Regions from separate parts of the Homo sapiens genome. Here region 2 is linked to region 1. A link is a loop called in an ENCODE intact Hi-C map of the cell type or tissue named here. Cell type or tissue: mammary epithelial cell. All regions are shown on one strand. Links, peaks and the distances in the headings refer to the core of each region. The heading gives the core; the rest is flanking DNA.

Evidence for each region. Peaks named below come from ENCODE experiments on the same cell type or tissue, not always from the same donor. Only the 100,000 strongest peaks of a DNase experiment are listed, where the experiment ranks them.
Region 2: a loop joins it to region 1, with 10 times the contacts of the local background. A loop is called at or near these places in 1 of 110 quality-filtered maps.

What each region holds. Positions count from the first base shown.
Region 1 is chr2:147,521,528-147,529,384 of GRCh38, reverse strand. No RefSeq gene overlaps it. Among named protein-coding and RNA genes, the nearest start is that of ACVR2A, 320 kb to the left of the region's middle. In mammary epithelial cell, for the core only: no CTCF peak of the experiment used is centred there; a DNase peak (open chromatin) is centred at 4,294.
Region 2 is chr2:147,584,453-147,592,309 of GRCh38, reverse strand. No RefSeq gene overlaps it. Among named protein-coding and RNA genes, the nearest start is that of ACVR2A, 260 kb to the left of the region's middle. In mammary epithelial cell, for the core only: no CTCF peak of the experiment used is centred there; a DNase peak (open chromatin) is centred at 3,869.

The DNA of each region.
Region 1 (7,857 bases), core at 1,833-5,832:
GCATATGTGAAAGAATGACTACAGATCACTAGCTGGAGTATCTGAGCTATCCAAGGTGGGTGAACCCCTTTTAAGAGGGAGTGTGTTTTCAACTTGGTCCATGTCCTGGCCTGTAGGAATTTTATTTAATCATGATTCTTCATCCATCTTTCAATTATTCCCTCCCTGCTTCATGTCAAATCCAATTTTAGTGTGCAAGTGTCTCTACACACAAACATTACTTTAACACGATTCAGTCTCATCTCACTGATGTGTCCCCAGGGCCCTGTGATGGTGCTGAGCTACAGAAGTGTGAGCAGCTGGACTGGGCTGGTGGAAGGAGTAGGGAATGAGAATTAGGAGCCCTGGAATCTTGTCCCAGGTCCTATAATAACTGTCTGTGTGATATCCTGCAGGCATTCTTACTGTAACAATATTATACATTCTGAATTTTTCCTCCAGTCCCTCATAACTCTTATTTGTAAAATTGAAAGATAGTATTTTGCCTAGCATATCACATGAGAGATTTTTTTGTGAAGATAAAGAGAAATAGCAGATGAAATATATTTTTATCAAAGCCAGTGTGCTTCCATAACATTTATTTTATTTACATACCAGCTATTATTAGCCTGAGACCAATGTTGTCAAGCATATTGTTAATTTTAATTATAATTCCCACTTATGTGGAACACACTCCCTCAGGACCTTGTCTAACTTTTTGTTTTCTTGGTCACAGGTCTCTACTAAAGCCACTTACGTATCTCTATATACGTTTCTGTTGCTTTCTATTTAACAGACAAGTATTAGTGCGAAAAGTAATAATCTGTTCTAGTGTATTTCCTTGTATGTTTTTCTAGTCATGTATTGTTTTCTTAAAGTGTTCTTTAATACCATTAGACTTAAGTGCTTTAATATAGTTTTTTTTTCTTTGATAAAAAGTATTTAGTGGAGAATTGGTCATCTCATCTTGAATTGTAGCTCCCATAATTCCCACGTGTTGTGGGAGGGACTTGTGGAGATAATTGAATAATGGGGGTGATTTCCTCCATACTGTTCTTGAGGTAGTGAATGAGTCTTATGAGATATGACAATTTTATAAGGGGTTTTGCTTTTTGCTTGGCTCTTTCATTCTCTCTTGTCGCTGCCACGTAACAAGTGCCTTCTGCCTTCTGCCATGATTGTGAGGCCTCCTCAGCCACGTGGAACTGTGAGTCCCTTAAACCTCTTTTCCTTTATAAATTACCCATTCTCAGATATGTCTTTATCAGTAGTGTGAAAATGGGCTAATATATCCCTAGTGCCAGCAATGTGCCTCCCACCCCCCAAATCACTTCTTGTGTGCCAGACTCTAGAATCTCAATCCAAAAAGTGAAAATGGTGAACATCGTAAGGCCTATGACCATGAATACTTCTGATATATCCAGGTTCCCTGAATGTACAGTTTATGTACATTTTTTTAGATTTATTTTGTCAAAGCATTTAGAGAATCTTAGAAAAAAACAAAAATCCCTTTAATATGTTCATGAGGTGATTTTTTTCATTGCTGTTAATTCTCAAAACTCTGTGTTTCAGGTGAGGTGGTGAGAGTGGCGGGGGCGGGCTTCAGGGCATCTGATGTGGTTTAACTAAGCTAATCATGTGCAAGAATAAACCTGGCTCCAACACTGAACTCTGACTGTTTTTCTCAACAATTTTATTGCTAATGGTGGGTCTCAAATTAATACCTTTCTCCATATCTCACTGTTGTTTCACGTTCATTCTGAGGCCTCCATCATAATGAGCCACCCAAGCCCTCAGCATGGTTCCCACAGACGCATCCTGGAAGCAATTTTATGGCAGTTTAGAACCTAGTCCTAGGGGAAGCAGGTATGTAATATTTCTTTGGATGTTCCATGATAATCCCCTTGTGGCAACTGACTATTGCAGACAGGAGACCCAGAAGCAGCCTTTCTGTTACATGACATCATCCTTCTGGATACTTCCAGAGCTTCCACAGTGCCAAGTTCCCTTCCCCTTCCAGAAGGATCACTCCTTTATTGCTTCCTAGGTCCAGAGTCAGGAGAGAAGAGAAAAAGCGAATGCAAAAAGCAGAGTCCACATTTTCTCTCCTGAGAACCTAGGTAACTGTGATTTCAGTGATTCTATGAGAAAGGATTAAAATATAGATCAGTCATTCTCTGCTAAGTGGGCCAAAAAAGCATATATAGGATTATTTATTCATGGGTACAAAGAAGCCATCTAAATATTTCAAACACAAATTAAAATTTTAAAAATGCATGAAAAGAGATTACAGTGTTTAACCTTAACTCATATGTAGTTACAGGTATAAACCTGCTTTTGAGAATAAATGGTGCCATTATCTTTCTATAAGTTTGCCCTTCCTGATGAAATTATAAATACAAAGGCAGTTTTGTGGATAGATGAGGTGTTTTATTTTACTTCACTATGAACTTCCATATAATTTTGCTTTAGATTGTACATGCTGAGCAATTAAAAAAAAATACCTTGGTACAGTGATTGTTAGAACAATTCTCAAGAGTCCACGGTACCCAGACAGATGTAATCTGAAGGGGAGCTGTGAGACACTCATGGCCAGTATCCTCCCATCTGCCAATTTTGCTATGATACCTGGTGTGGCCTTGGTGGGCACATTTTTGGGGTAAGGAACCAAAGGTCCCAGTTAAAGTATACATTTTTAACTGGGGAAAGAGACACTTTAAGTCTACCTCAGCATGACTAGCTCATTGTAACAGAAGGAACTCAGTCCTTAGAATTAGGCTGTCTGGGATTTGAATCTGGCTTTACCATTTACTAACCTTGTGATCATGGGCAGTTTATTCATCTTCCAGAGACTAAATTTGACCATTATAAAATGGCCATATTTTTCTGAAACTGCAAGTCGGATGAGAACGTCACATGGAAAGTGTTCAATGAATGTTCCCTTTCCCTTTAAAGAGCAGGGTCCATGAGGAGTGAGCCTGAACATACAAGTTGCCTTATGCACAGAGAGGGTCAGGGGATCAGGATGATGGTGGCACTTCATCAGTGAAGCACCACTTGACTATGGGGTGACCAGGGCAGGAACTCTGGTTACATGTGACCTGTTGCCCCAGACGAACCTGCTAGGTGAGGAGAAAGGATGTAGCCAGAGGGTGCCAGAGGCTCTGAAATATTTATCTCTTAATAATGCTGCAGGTAGACTCCACTGATAGTCTGTATTTCCTACAGATCCATATTCCCCAAACATAGAAATAATGCCAAAAGATTGCATCATCAAGTATCTCCTAAAATCCCAGTAACATAATAATAATAATGCAATTTGCAAGCTGTTAATTTGTACCTCTCTATCTCTGTGACTCTCCAAAGGTTTATGCCTTTTTAAAATGCCGGATTTTTTTTCTTTCTTAGACTGCAATGTTCCTCTAAGTGCTAGAATATTCTGTTCCTTTGGCTTATTTCCAGTCTTTAGAGAGAGAGAGAGAACTCAGTCAACATTGGCCATTTCCTGTCTGCTTGCCAGCTACCTCTGAGAGGCAAAGATTCCGGAGCCAGGTGCTTTTTGTTTTCTTTGTCTTTCTCTATTCTATATATGTTTGTGGCTACATACACACATACACACAGACACACACACACACAGACACACACACACACACACACACACACACACACTGTTCCAGACCCTAGGATGGATATTAGAGGTACAACAGAGATTAAGGTACAGTTCCTGCCCTCGAGCAGCTGGTGTAATTGGTGAGATATATATTTTTAAAAGCTGACAATTTCAGCGGCAGAATGCTTTGGGAGCCTTAGAAGAGGCATCCAAGTCAGTCTGGGTTTTTCTAGAAAAGCTTCCTGAGTGGGAGGACGCCTGAGTTGAATCCTCAAAGACCAGTGGGTGTTATCCAGGAAAAAAAGGAAACAGCCTGTGCAAAGACACAAAGAAATGAGAGCATTTTTAATTGTCTCTAAGAACTAATAATTGATAGGAAGTATAGTATGATTGTGAGGAGGCAAGAAATGAGATTTGAGGGATACTCAGCAGCCCCCTCACAATAGACCCTTTAAGTCTTGCTAACCTTTGGACTCTACCCTTAATGTTATGGGGCTGGTGTGATGGTGATGGTGGGATGCAGGACAGACTAATGAGGAAATGACATACTCAGATATGGATAGAGTATAGATCAGGGCCTGAACTATGTCAGTGTGGTACAGGTTGAAATAGGAAAATGTTAATGTTCTTTGAAAAGATGTTTCACTGACAGAGATGAAGACTTGCAAACACAACACGCATGTAGAAACACATCAGTGTGAGTCAGCTTAGCCCTCGTAGAGTAACGTCACTGTTATTATCAAGTAGGCAGTATTTGCCCAGAGGCTGAAGAAAGCCATTCCCCACTAGTTACAATAGAAATTCATTTGTTCATTCATTCATTCACTTAACAAATACTCATTGAGGAGCTACAATGTTTTAGGCTCTATAATAGGTTCTTCAAAGTTTAAAAAATTGCATATTTTTAGTAGTATTCTTCAGCTAAATTCTTTAAACCTTTTACTTGCCTGTGATACTCATTCATATACCCAGTGCCTAGGTACCGTCTAGCATGGAATAGGGTTGTAACAAACGTTTGTTGAATGAATTGTTTATTGAACATGGCCCTCCTCCACCATGAAAAGGACAATGGAGAATCACCTAGGTAGTATAGGAGCAGGAGCCCCCATGCCACCTGCTATTTCCCCTCTCAGAAGCACAGAAGTGGACTCTTCCTTCCTCCTTCTAGCTACCCTTAAGGATGGGAATGGCAGGAAGACTCAATAGAGCTTCCAGAACATCTTCATCTGTAGATGTGTCCTATGATTGCAAATCTTAAAGGAAGTAATCAGTAACAATTAAATAACTGAAGAGTGGTCTGAGAAAGTGGCAATGAAGTATGCATGGATCTGGAGAACTGATTTTTTGGGGTGGTGCACCAAATTTACACATTTCTCTTGTAGAAATAGAAGAAATGTGATTTTTAGGCTGGGTGTGGTGGCTCACACCTGTATTCCCAATACTTTGGGAGGCTGAGGCAGGAGGATCACTTGAGCTCAGGAGTTTGAGACCAGCCTGGGTAACATAGTGAGACCCCATCTGTACGACCAATTTTAAAATGAAAAAAATTATCTGGTCACAGTGGTATATGCCTATGATCCCAGTTACTTGGGAGGCTGAGGTTGGAGGATCACTTGAGCACAGGAGGTTGAGGCTGAAATGAGCCTTGATTACACTACTGCATTTCAGGCTTGGTGACAGAGCAAGACCTTGTTTCCAAAAAAAGAAAAAAACAAAGAAATGAAATTTTTATGTCTTCAATGTTTTTTCTCCCCTCCCCACTTCCTCCTTTCCTTCCTTCCTTCCTTGCTTCCTTACTGCCTGCCTGCCTGCCTGCCTGCCTGCCTGCCTGCCTGCCTGCCTTCTTGCCTTCTAGCTGTGTCTTAATGTCTGTATAGCTTATCCCAGAGGATCAAACTAAAAGAATGAGATCTTCATCCTTGGGCATGAGAAATTATGTCAACTTTCACTGTGTGGGTTTTGGGGATGGTCGTTCCTGTACTATGGTTGATCTCCTGCTTGGGTGTAAGATCAAAGGACATGGAGAAAACTGCTCTGGAACCTGGCATCTTGAAAGGGCTGAAGAAACCCTTCCAGATGAGCAGGAAGTTTGATCCAAGAAAGACAGAATAAGGAAAAAATATTGGAGGATATAAGAGGAAATTAAAAGCAGGCAAGGTGTTGATGATTAGAAGAATGTGACATGGAGAAGAAAGATGAAGGAGATGAAACCCTATATCCCTAGAGTTCTGAGGAGGAGCTAATTTACTACTGTGAGGGGAAGCTGGATTTGCTCTCTAAGGACTAGTGTGCTATGCTTCACAGAATAATGGAGAGGAATGATGATAAGTAGCAGGTTTTAGCACTCCCATTACTGGTCCAAAAGAGATATGGGGCATGCTACACGGAGGGCCTTCAGTGGTTAACAGACAACTTCACCATTTTCCATCACTTGCGTTGAACAAGTTAATGAGTGGAAGTATTTAAAATTGTTTGGCACATGGTGGGTCTTCAATAAGTGTCCAGTATTTTTATGATTATCATTCTTCCTTCTCAGGTATCTAGGATATATGTCTATAGGACACATAGGACAGAGGCTGAGAGACTCTAGAAACCCACTATCTTTCTGCTGGTAGGATCTACCAGTGGTCCTTCTTGTACTTTTCCATCCAAAAGATTCTCCCTTTCCTATAAAAATTGGGGTTTGGAGGCCAGGCACGGTGGCTCACGCCTGTTATCCCAGCACTTTGGGAGTCCAAGGCAGGTGGATCACCTGAGATCAGGAGTTTGAGACCAGCCTGGCCAACATGGTGAAACCCTGTCTCTACCAAAACTACAAAAATTAGCCGGGCATGGTGGCAGGTGCCTGTAGTCCTAGCTACTAGGGAGGCTGAGGCAGGATAATCACTTGAACCTGGGAGGCAGAGGTTGGAGTGAGCCAAGATCGTGCCACTGCACTCCAGCCTGGGAAACAAGAGTGAAACTCCATCTCAACAACAACAAAAACAACAACAACAAAATTGGGGTTAGGAATCTCAAGAACTCCTGGACACAGATGCCAGTTTCAATTCTCCTTCTAAGTTAGTAATCGTAATTTTGAAAGAGAAAAGAAAACTTGAAAACGGAACTCTCTAGCTCCAGAGATAGTCAAAGCTTGAGTTTTCTCAAATATGGCTCATGAAAGCAAAATGACAAGAGGCAACGTGTGCACCAAAAACACTGGGAAGAGTAAAGAAAAAGGAAAGAAAGCAAGAGACTCACCAACCTAATTAAGAAAGCTTCAAACTGAAATTTGAGGGGGAGGAGAAAAAAGGCCTATAAAGTAGATATGATGAGAGACTGCTGGTATGGCACAGAAAGAACAGTGATGCGGGCGGTGCCCAGTAATTTACTGAAGAAAATAACAGGGAAGATGTTTGAGAACTATATTTATGATCTCAGGTTGTATACAGATTATAAGTAATAAATAAAGCTAACCTGGAGTTTTAACAGTAGGAGTTAAAATCCACTGTCGTAGAAAACACTGGGACCTTGTGGGCTAGCATTTAGAACAACATGCAAAGGTTCGTCTTGTTCAAAGGAAACAAACTGATGAAATAGAAGTGATGAGCATGGGCCAAAGCCTCAGCTATTTATGGCCATCCACATAATTGAAGCATGAATGCATGATGGAGAACATTACTGAATGTAAAAGGAGAGAAGACAGAAGTGACTGGTGTTACTGGGTGAGAGCATACTGTGTTACTTGATCAGGTGCAAAATGCAAGTGCTGATGTGGTAACTGAAACAGAGTCTATACAGGGCAATGTCATGGTCAAATTCCATTATCCAGACATCTGCTTGACCTTTCCATCTTCTAAAAGCCGAGCATTTGATAAACTGCCTCAGGGACAATATCATTTATCGAAAGTCATAAACTCTAGAAGTATGAACTCGATGCTGATCTCTTGTAAAAAAAAATCAAGAAACTTCAATAAAAAAATTTTAAGTGCTTAATAAATTGAGCTAAGCGTTAAGATGAGTAAGACAGACATGAAGCTTACCTTCCAGCAGGAGATACAGATGCCAAATAACTCATTCCACAATTGATTAAGTTGCAATTGTGAAGTATATCACAAAAGAGAAGCGTAGGGTGATGTTAGATAAAATAGTGGGACCCACTGTAGTTGAAGGGGGTGCATAGGGAAGGTTTTTTTTGGGAGGAAATGACATTTGTGGTACTATTGGAAGAAATTTACTTGGCAAGAAGGCCCTGAGAGAGAAAATGGTGGGAATGTTGGGTCTGACAA
Region 2 (7,857 bases), core at 2,001-6,000, 63 kb before region 1:
GCCAGATGCTGGAGAAGGTGTATGTGCTGTAGGATCTGGGCACTAGAGAAGCCATGCATGCCAGATTCAGAAATAGGGAGGAAGGCCCCTTCTTCCTGCAGTGTCATTCCAGCACCTGCTGCTGACAAAGCTTGACATCGTTCTAGGTGGCAAAGGAAATATATTTATAAGGCTCAACTCTATTCACAGAGCAGGCAATGAAGGGTGAATTTTGAGCTAAGAGGCAATAATTGAAAACTAGCAAGTAAGGTGGTGATTCTCAAAAAAGTGATCTGTGGATGACTGGGCATCCTGGAATTCTTCCTGGGGGTCTGTGAGGTCAAGACTATTTTCATGATAATATTACAATTTTATTTGCCTATTTATTGTGTTGACATTTGCACTCATGGTGCAAAAGCAGTGGTGGTAAAACTTCTGGCAACAAACAAAGCAGAAAACAAAGCAGTGACACCAAACTGTACTAGTTGTTGTTGTATTATTCACCTCCATATATAATAAATGATCAGTTTCTCTTGAGAATCCCTGATGAAGCTGTAGGAATTATTAATTTTATGAAATTTCAAACCTTGAATACACATCTCTTTATTATTCTGTGTGGCAAAATGGGAAGAATGCATAAAGTAATTCTGCTGCCTATCCAAATATAATTGTTTTGAGGAAAAGCAAGTGTGCAGTTATTTGAATTGCAAGCTGAACTAGCTGCTTTTTTCATAGGATGGCATTTTAAGTTGAATGCATGACTGACAGACTATGGTTATGCAGACTTGGGTATTTGGTAGACATTTCTTTAAAATTAACAACAAAATGAGCCTGTCACTCTAAGGAAAAACTGAGCATTTGTTACCAGTGATAAAATTCAAGCTTTCAAGTGGAGATTAGAATTTTGGAAAACTTGTATCTGTCACCATGAGCTTGCCAGCTTCCCAATCCTTAAAAACTTTTCTAGATTGATGACGATATTACAAACATGATTTTTTGATATTGTGTAAAATGTATCAGTATTTAGAAAATCTGATACCCCAGTGAATTAATATTTTTTAAATGACCAATGTATGCAGTCCGAGAATCATTCGTGGGCCAAAGATCTATTTAAAGTGTAAGATAGGCCAGTGAATTTTAATGTAACAGAAGGTAAAATGTTCTTTGATATGGTTTCAGATTCCATATTGCAGCTAACCTTTAAGACACTACCACTTGTTGAGTTCTGCCTAGTACCAAAGAATTTCCACAGTTATCTGCAAAGGCTATTAAAATTCTCATTCCTTTTCCAAGAATGTATCTGTATGAGGTTGAATTTTCTTCACCTATTTCACTCAATATACCACAACAGATTGAGTGCAGAAACAGGTATGAGATTCCAGCTGTCTTTTATTACTAAGTCAGACATTAAGGCAGTTTGCAAAGATGCAAAATAATGTCACTCTTCTCATTAAATTTTTTGTTTTGAAAAATATGGTTATTTTAATTTAAAGTATGTTAATGATTTATTACATTTTACATTAATTAAATGTTTAATTCTCAATTAAAATTTTGAATACAGTGCACATTAACAGAGAAAACTCACATACACAAAAGCTCTTTGGGGTACCCAATAATTTGTAAAGATTTTAAAGGCTCCCTGAAGACAAAAGGTTGAGAACTGCTGATATAGGAAATCAATGGGTGGAAGTTGCAGATTGTGGCTCACAGGTAAGGAAGTACTATCTGAAAACTAGAGCTGTCTCAATCACGCTAGTAATCAGAAAAGTGAAATTTAAACAACCCAGACAGAAACAATTTTTTGCCCCTCACATTGGCAAAATATTTAAAAAATCTGATAGTGTTAAGTTTGGTGAGAGTAGGTAAAAGTAAGAACTCTCACTTAATGTTGGTGAAGTCTGAGTGGTATGATCATTGGTAAGAGCCCATTGGCGATCTTTTTTTTTTAACTGACTCATATGCTTTGAAGACAAATTGGCAAGAATATACACTGTTAACCTTTTTTTTTTTTTTGTAATTGCAAAACAAGCAAACCAAGCCCTGCATAATGGATCAATACAAAGTGGCACCTTGATATAATAGGTCCCATATAGCTGTGAATGTACTTGCTCTCAAAATGTATATATAGACCTTAAAACCATAACATTGAGTAAAAACAGAAAATTGCAGAGTGATAGGTATTGTACGATATAATTTATATATATTTTAAAAGCCAACACTTGAAGAATATATTGATACATGTTCGGTTGAACCACATAAATTTATTTTGTGTGTGTGACAGGGTCTTGCTCCTTCACCTAGGCTGCAGTGCAGTGGTGGGATCATGGTTCACTGCACCCTTAACCTCTCAGGCTCAAGCGATCCTCCCATCTCAGCCTCTTGAGTAGGTGGGGCCACAGGCGTGCACCACCACACCTGGCTAATTAGAAAAACTTTTTTTTTAGTAGAAGACAAGGTCTTGTCATGTTGCCCAGGCTGGTCTTGAACTCCTGGCCTTAAGTGATCCTCCTGCTTCAGCCTCTCAAATGTTGGGCTTACAGGCATGAGCCATCATGCCTGGCCAAAATTAGATTCCTTAGGTCAAAAAATAGTTGAATATAAGCAAATTCATATTATTCAAATTAAATATAGAAAAGTTTAAGAAATAGCCTTGAAGTAATCACACCAAATTCCTGTGGGGAAGATGGGCCTAAACTAATGAGAATAGACTTCAACTTAATCTATAACATTTATTTTCTTTTATAAAAATGAATAAAATGACAAAATGCCAAAGTTGTAAATTCTAAATGGTAGATATTGGACGTTGGTTTTACTATTATATATTAAGGAATCTTTTTAAAAGAAACTAGAATTGTCCAAAAGAGGATGAAATGACTTAAGAGGCAGCATGCTTCACTTTACTTGCTGGGTCTAGCATGTGGGAAGAGACATTAAACTGTCCACTGGGGAGATGGCCAGAAAACTCATGGCCTTTACTCAAAGGGGTAAAGCTGTTGTTTCCAGCAGCTTCAGGTCCCATGGCAGCCTGTTGTGTGGGGAGGAGTCACAGGGATGACGGATTTCTTTAGAGCCCCTATAAATCTCAGTACATAATTAGGTCCCTAATAGGCTGACTTCTGGTATTTGGAAAAGGAAGATTTTTTGTAGCAGAATCTTCACTTAGAAGAGCTGAAAATACTGACTTCTGAGAAATACTGACTGTCTAGTTTAACAGGATCCATTTGGATATTTTTCACCAGCACTGTGAAAGTTAGAATGGTCAATTAGTCACAGACAAAATGGACTTAAAATGTTTAAATTGTACTAAGGGGCAGCATGTAACCTAATGTATACTGAAGCATCTTCTTTGAGTTGTATTCTTATTTTTGCCATTTTTGAATTACTTTTAAAGTAGAGCTTTTAGTGAGAACCTTACAAAGTAAAAAATGAATGATACAATACATAAGCAGTTCATTCTTATAAGAAGATGCTATTTGTGGATCTCTGATGTGGAGGGGGAAAAAAGACCACCTGACTAGGGTTAAGAAAATTCTGGTCTATGTGGACAGCCAGATCCTGTACAAGTGAAATTCCCACCAAAGAAACTGTGTAGGAAGTGAAAAACTTGTGCCTTGGCAGTGATGACTGGAGAGAGCAGTGAAGTCATTGTGGAAAGACTGTGTGAGGAGCTGGCCAGGCACTTGGTTGGGAACAGCATCCCAGGGGAGATGTGTCCCCAGAGGATTGAAGGGGAGATGGTCCAATTTACCTGTGTAAGGGATTACTTACTCTGGGATTTGGGATTTTCTGCTGAGTCTGAAGGTTAATTCTGGAATAATGGATTGAGCTAGCAGTGGAGGGTGATTCACAGCAGAGGCCTGACTCTTGCAAATGAGTCAGGAAATAGGAGTGTGAAATATGGCAGGCAATGGCTAAATAGTTCAGGGATGGTTATTGTTATTAGAATGTGTGAGGCAGTCTTCTCCTATATATAGCATGCGGGTCTGAGCATTTGTTCAACTCCTACCTCCAACCAAAGAACTCAATGTGACATCAGGCTGGGGAGAGCTGCTTGTCTAGGTGAAATTACTTAGGGAATGCCAAAGGAGCTTCAAATTATTCACATTTCAATGACATTTTTTCATGAACGATATAGGACTGCTTAGAGCCAGCTGTCAGACAGATAATGACACTGAAATGTGCTCTGAGCAGGGCCCTAGACACTTCAGGGTTTTATTTCTCTAGGTTTATGGCCAGGCCAAGGTAGAATCTTCAGTAAGCCTCTGTCCTTTACTCACTCCGCCCTATGTCAAACTGGTCCAAGTAAGTTGCCTTTTGTAATGTATCTGAAGGACCTTTTCTTATTACTCATTAATCTCTGTCTTCTTGGTTTAGCACTGAGATAGTTTACTTGTTCTCCAATTAATTCAGTCATTCATTTATTTAATATACATTGACTAGTATATGAGGTACAATTAAAAATAAATCTTGTCCTCTAGAAGTTTTTCATCTACTGAAGGAGATAAGGCACATCCTCAGATAGTCTTAAGGCAGAGTGGAATGAGAAGTGCTGTATCAACTAAGAGCTAAAGGAGTTCAGAGAAGGGAGATGTTCAGATGGTGGTGTGTGGTAGAAGGCCCTGGAGGAGGAGATAATTGAGAGCATTGCAGAAGAAACAGGGCAGAGCTGTAAGTGCTCTGACCAGTTTGTGATTTGGTGTTCCTTCAGACTGATGGCCTTTGCCATCAAATCCATTTGCTCAGCATTTGTTTAGCAGAGAGAGAGAAGCCCAACAGAAGCCTCTTCTTTATTGCTTGAAGTCATTCAGACCTGGCCTCAAGCTTGTATACCCTACTTAGCAGGAGAAAAGCCCTGCAGTTACCTGGACCTACTCTCCTTGGAAGGCAGTGTAGCTACCTACCATCTGTGGTTATTCACACTTACCCCTGCCAATATTCCCCATCCCTAAGTGTCTTTATTAAATTATTCCTTCCTAACACCTACAGTCCTGTATCTGAAGGGAGTCCTAGTAAACACAGTTTGTTCCATTTCATTACAGCTTTAAGCATTGCTGGGGTATTTGCCATCTGGCTCTTTCCTTAATCTAGTTCTGGGAAGAAGTAACAGCCTGAACAAAGGTTCAGAGGCTGGACAGCTTGGGGGTATCAGATCAGAATGTGAGAAGAGAGAAGGAAGAAATGCTGCAAACACCATCAGCTCAGAGAGGTCTTTGAAGGCTAGTGTATCTAAGAGAATTGGTGTCAGATCACTAAGGCAGAGTAAGGCACTGAAAGATTATGAGCCGGGATTATGATTTACATAATCAGATTTACATTTTTCAAATTATTTTTTGGTTAATACCAGGAAATAATGGATTTAAAAATGTATAAAAATTATGTATTCTCATAATTTTTCTCTATAAACTTTTACTTTAGAATGTTTTTATCAGAATAGGAACAGCTCCGATCTGTAGCTCCCAGTGAGATCAATGCAGAAGGTGGGTGATTTCTGCATTTCCAACTGAGGTACCTGGTTCATCTCACTGGTACTGGTTAGATAGTGGGGGAAGCCCACGGAGGGCAAGCCAAAGCAGGGTGGGGCATTGCCTCACCCCGGAAGCGCAAGGGGTCAGGGAACTCCCTCCCCTAGCCAAGGGAAGCCATGAGGGACCCTGCCATGAGGGACTGAGCTATCTGGCCCAGATACTATGCTTTTCCCATGGTCTTCACAACCCACAGTCCAGGAGGTTCCCTTAGGTGCCTACACCACCAGGGCCCTGGGTTTCCAGCACAAAACTGGGCGGCCATTTGGGCAGACACCCAGCTAGCTGCAGGAGTATTTTTAATACCCCAGTGGCACCTGGAATGCCAGCAAGACAGAACCGTTCACTCCCCTGGAAAGGGGGTTGAAGCCAGGGAGCCAAGTGGTCTAGCTCAGTGGATCCCAGCCCCGTGGAGCCCAGCAAGCTAAGATCTACTGGCTTGAAATTCTCACTGTCAGCACAGCAGTCTGAAGTTGACCTGGGATGCTTGAGCTTGTTGAGGGGAGGGGCGTCCACCATTACTGAGGCTTGAGTAGGTGGTTTTCCCCTCACAGTGTAAACAAAGCCATGGAGAAATTTGAACTGGATGGAGCCCACCGCAGCACCACAAAGCCACTGTAGCCAGACTGCCTCTCTAGATTCCTCCTCTCTGGGCAGGGCATCTCTGAAAGAAAGGCAGCAGCCCTAATCGGGCTTATAGATAAAACTTCCATCTCCCTGGGACAAAGCACCTGGGGGAAGGGGTGGCTGTGGGCACAACATCAGCAGACTTAAACGTTCCTGCCTGCTGGTTCTGAAGAGAGCAGTGGATCTCTCAGCACAGTGCTTGAGCTCTTCTAAGGGACAGACTGCCTCCTCAAGTGGGTCCCTGACCACCATGCCTCCTGACTGGTAGACACCTCCCAGCAGGGGTTGATAGACTCCTTATACAGGAGAGCTCTGGCTGGCATCTGGCGGGTGCCCCTCTGGGATGAAGCTTCCACAGTAATGAACAGGCAGCAATCTTTGCTGTTCTGCAGCCTCTGCTGGTGTTAACACAGGCAAACAGGGTCTGGAGTGGGCCACCAGCAAACTCCAGCAGACCTGCAGCAGAGGGGCCTGACTGTTAGAAAGAAAACTAACAAACAGAAAGGAATAGCATCAACATCAACAAAAAGGACATCCACAGAAACCCCATCGGAAGGTCACCAACATCAAAGATCAAAGGTAGATAAATCCACGAAGATGAGGAAAAACCAGTGCAAAAGGCTGAAAATTCCAAAATCCAGAATGCCTCTTCTCCTCCAAAGGATCACAATTCCTTACCAGCAAGGGAACAAAACTGGATGGAGAATGAGTTTGATGAATTGATAGAAGTAGGCTTCAGAAGGTGGGTAATAACAAACTCCTTCAAGCTAAAGGAGCATGTTCTAACACAACACAAGGAAGCTAAGAATCTTGAAAAAAGGTTAGACCAATTGCTAACTAGAATAAGCAGTTTAGAGAAGAACATAAATGACCTGATGGAGCTGAAAAACACAGCATGAGAACTTCGTGAAGCATACACAAGTATCAATAGCCAAATCGATCAAATGGAAGAAAAGATATCAGAGATTGAAGATCAACTTAATGAAATAAAGCACGAAGACAAGATTAGAGAAAAAAGAATGCAAAGGAATGAACAAGTCCTCCAAGAAATATGGGACTATGTGAAAAGACCAAACCTATGTTTGATTGGTGTACCTGAAAGTGATGGGGAGAATGGAACCAAGCTGGAAAACACACTTCAGGATATTAACCAGAACTTTCCAACCTAGCAAGACAGGCCAACATTCAGATTTGGGAAATACAGAGAACACCACAAAGATACTCCTCAAGAAGAGCAACCCCAAGACATATAATTGTCAGATTCACCAAGGTTGAATTGAAGGAAAAAATGTTAAGGGTAGCCAGAGAGAAAGGTCGGATTACCCACAAAGGGAAGCCCGTCAGACTAACAGCAGATCTCTTGGCAGAACCCCTACAAGCCAGAAGGGAGTAGGAGCCAATATTCAACTTTCTTAAAAGAATTTTCAACCCAGAATTTTATATCCAAACAAACAAAGCTTCATAAGTGAAGGAGAAAGAAAATCCTTTACAGACAAGCAAATACTGAGAGATTTTGTCACCAGAAGGTCTGCCTTACAAGAGCTCCTGAAGGACGCACTAAATATGGAAAGGAAAAATCAGTACCAGCCATTGCAAAAACATACCAAATTGTAAAGACCATCGATGCTATGAAGAAAAGACCATTTACACTATGAAGAAACTGCATCAACTAATGGGCAAAATAACCAGCTAGCATCATAATGACAGGATCAAATTCACACATAACAAT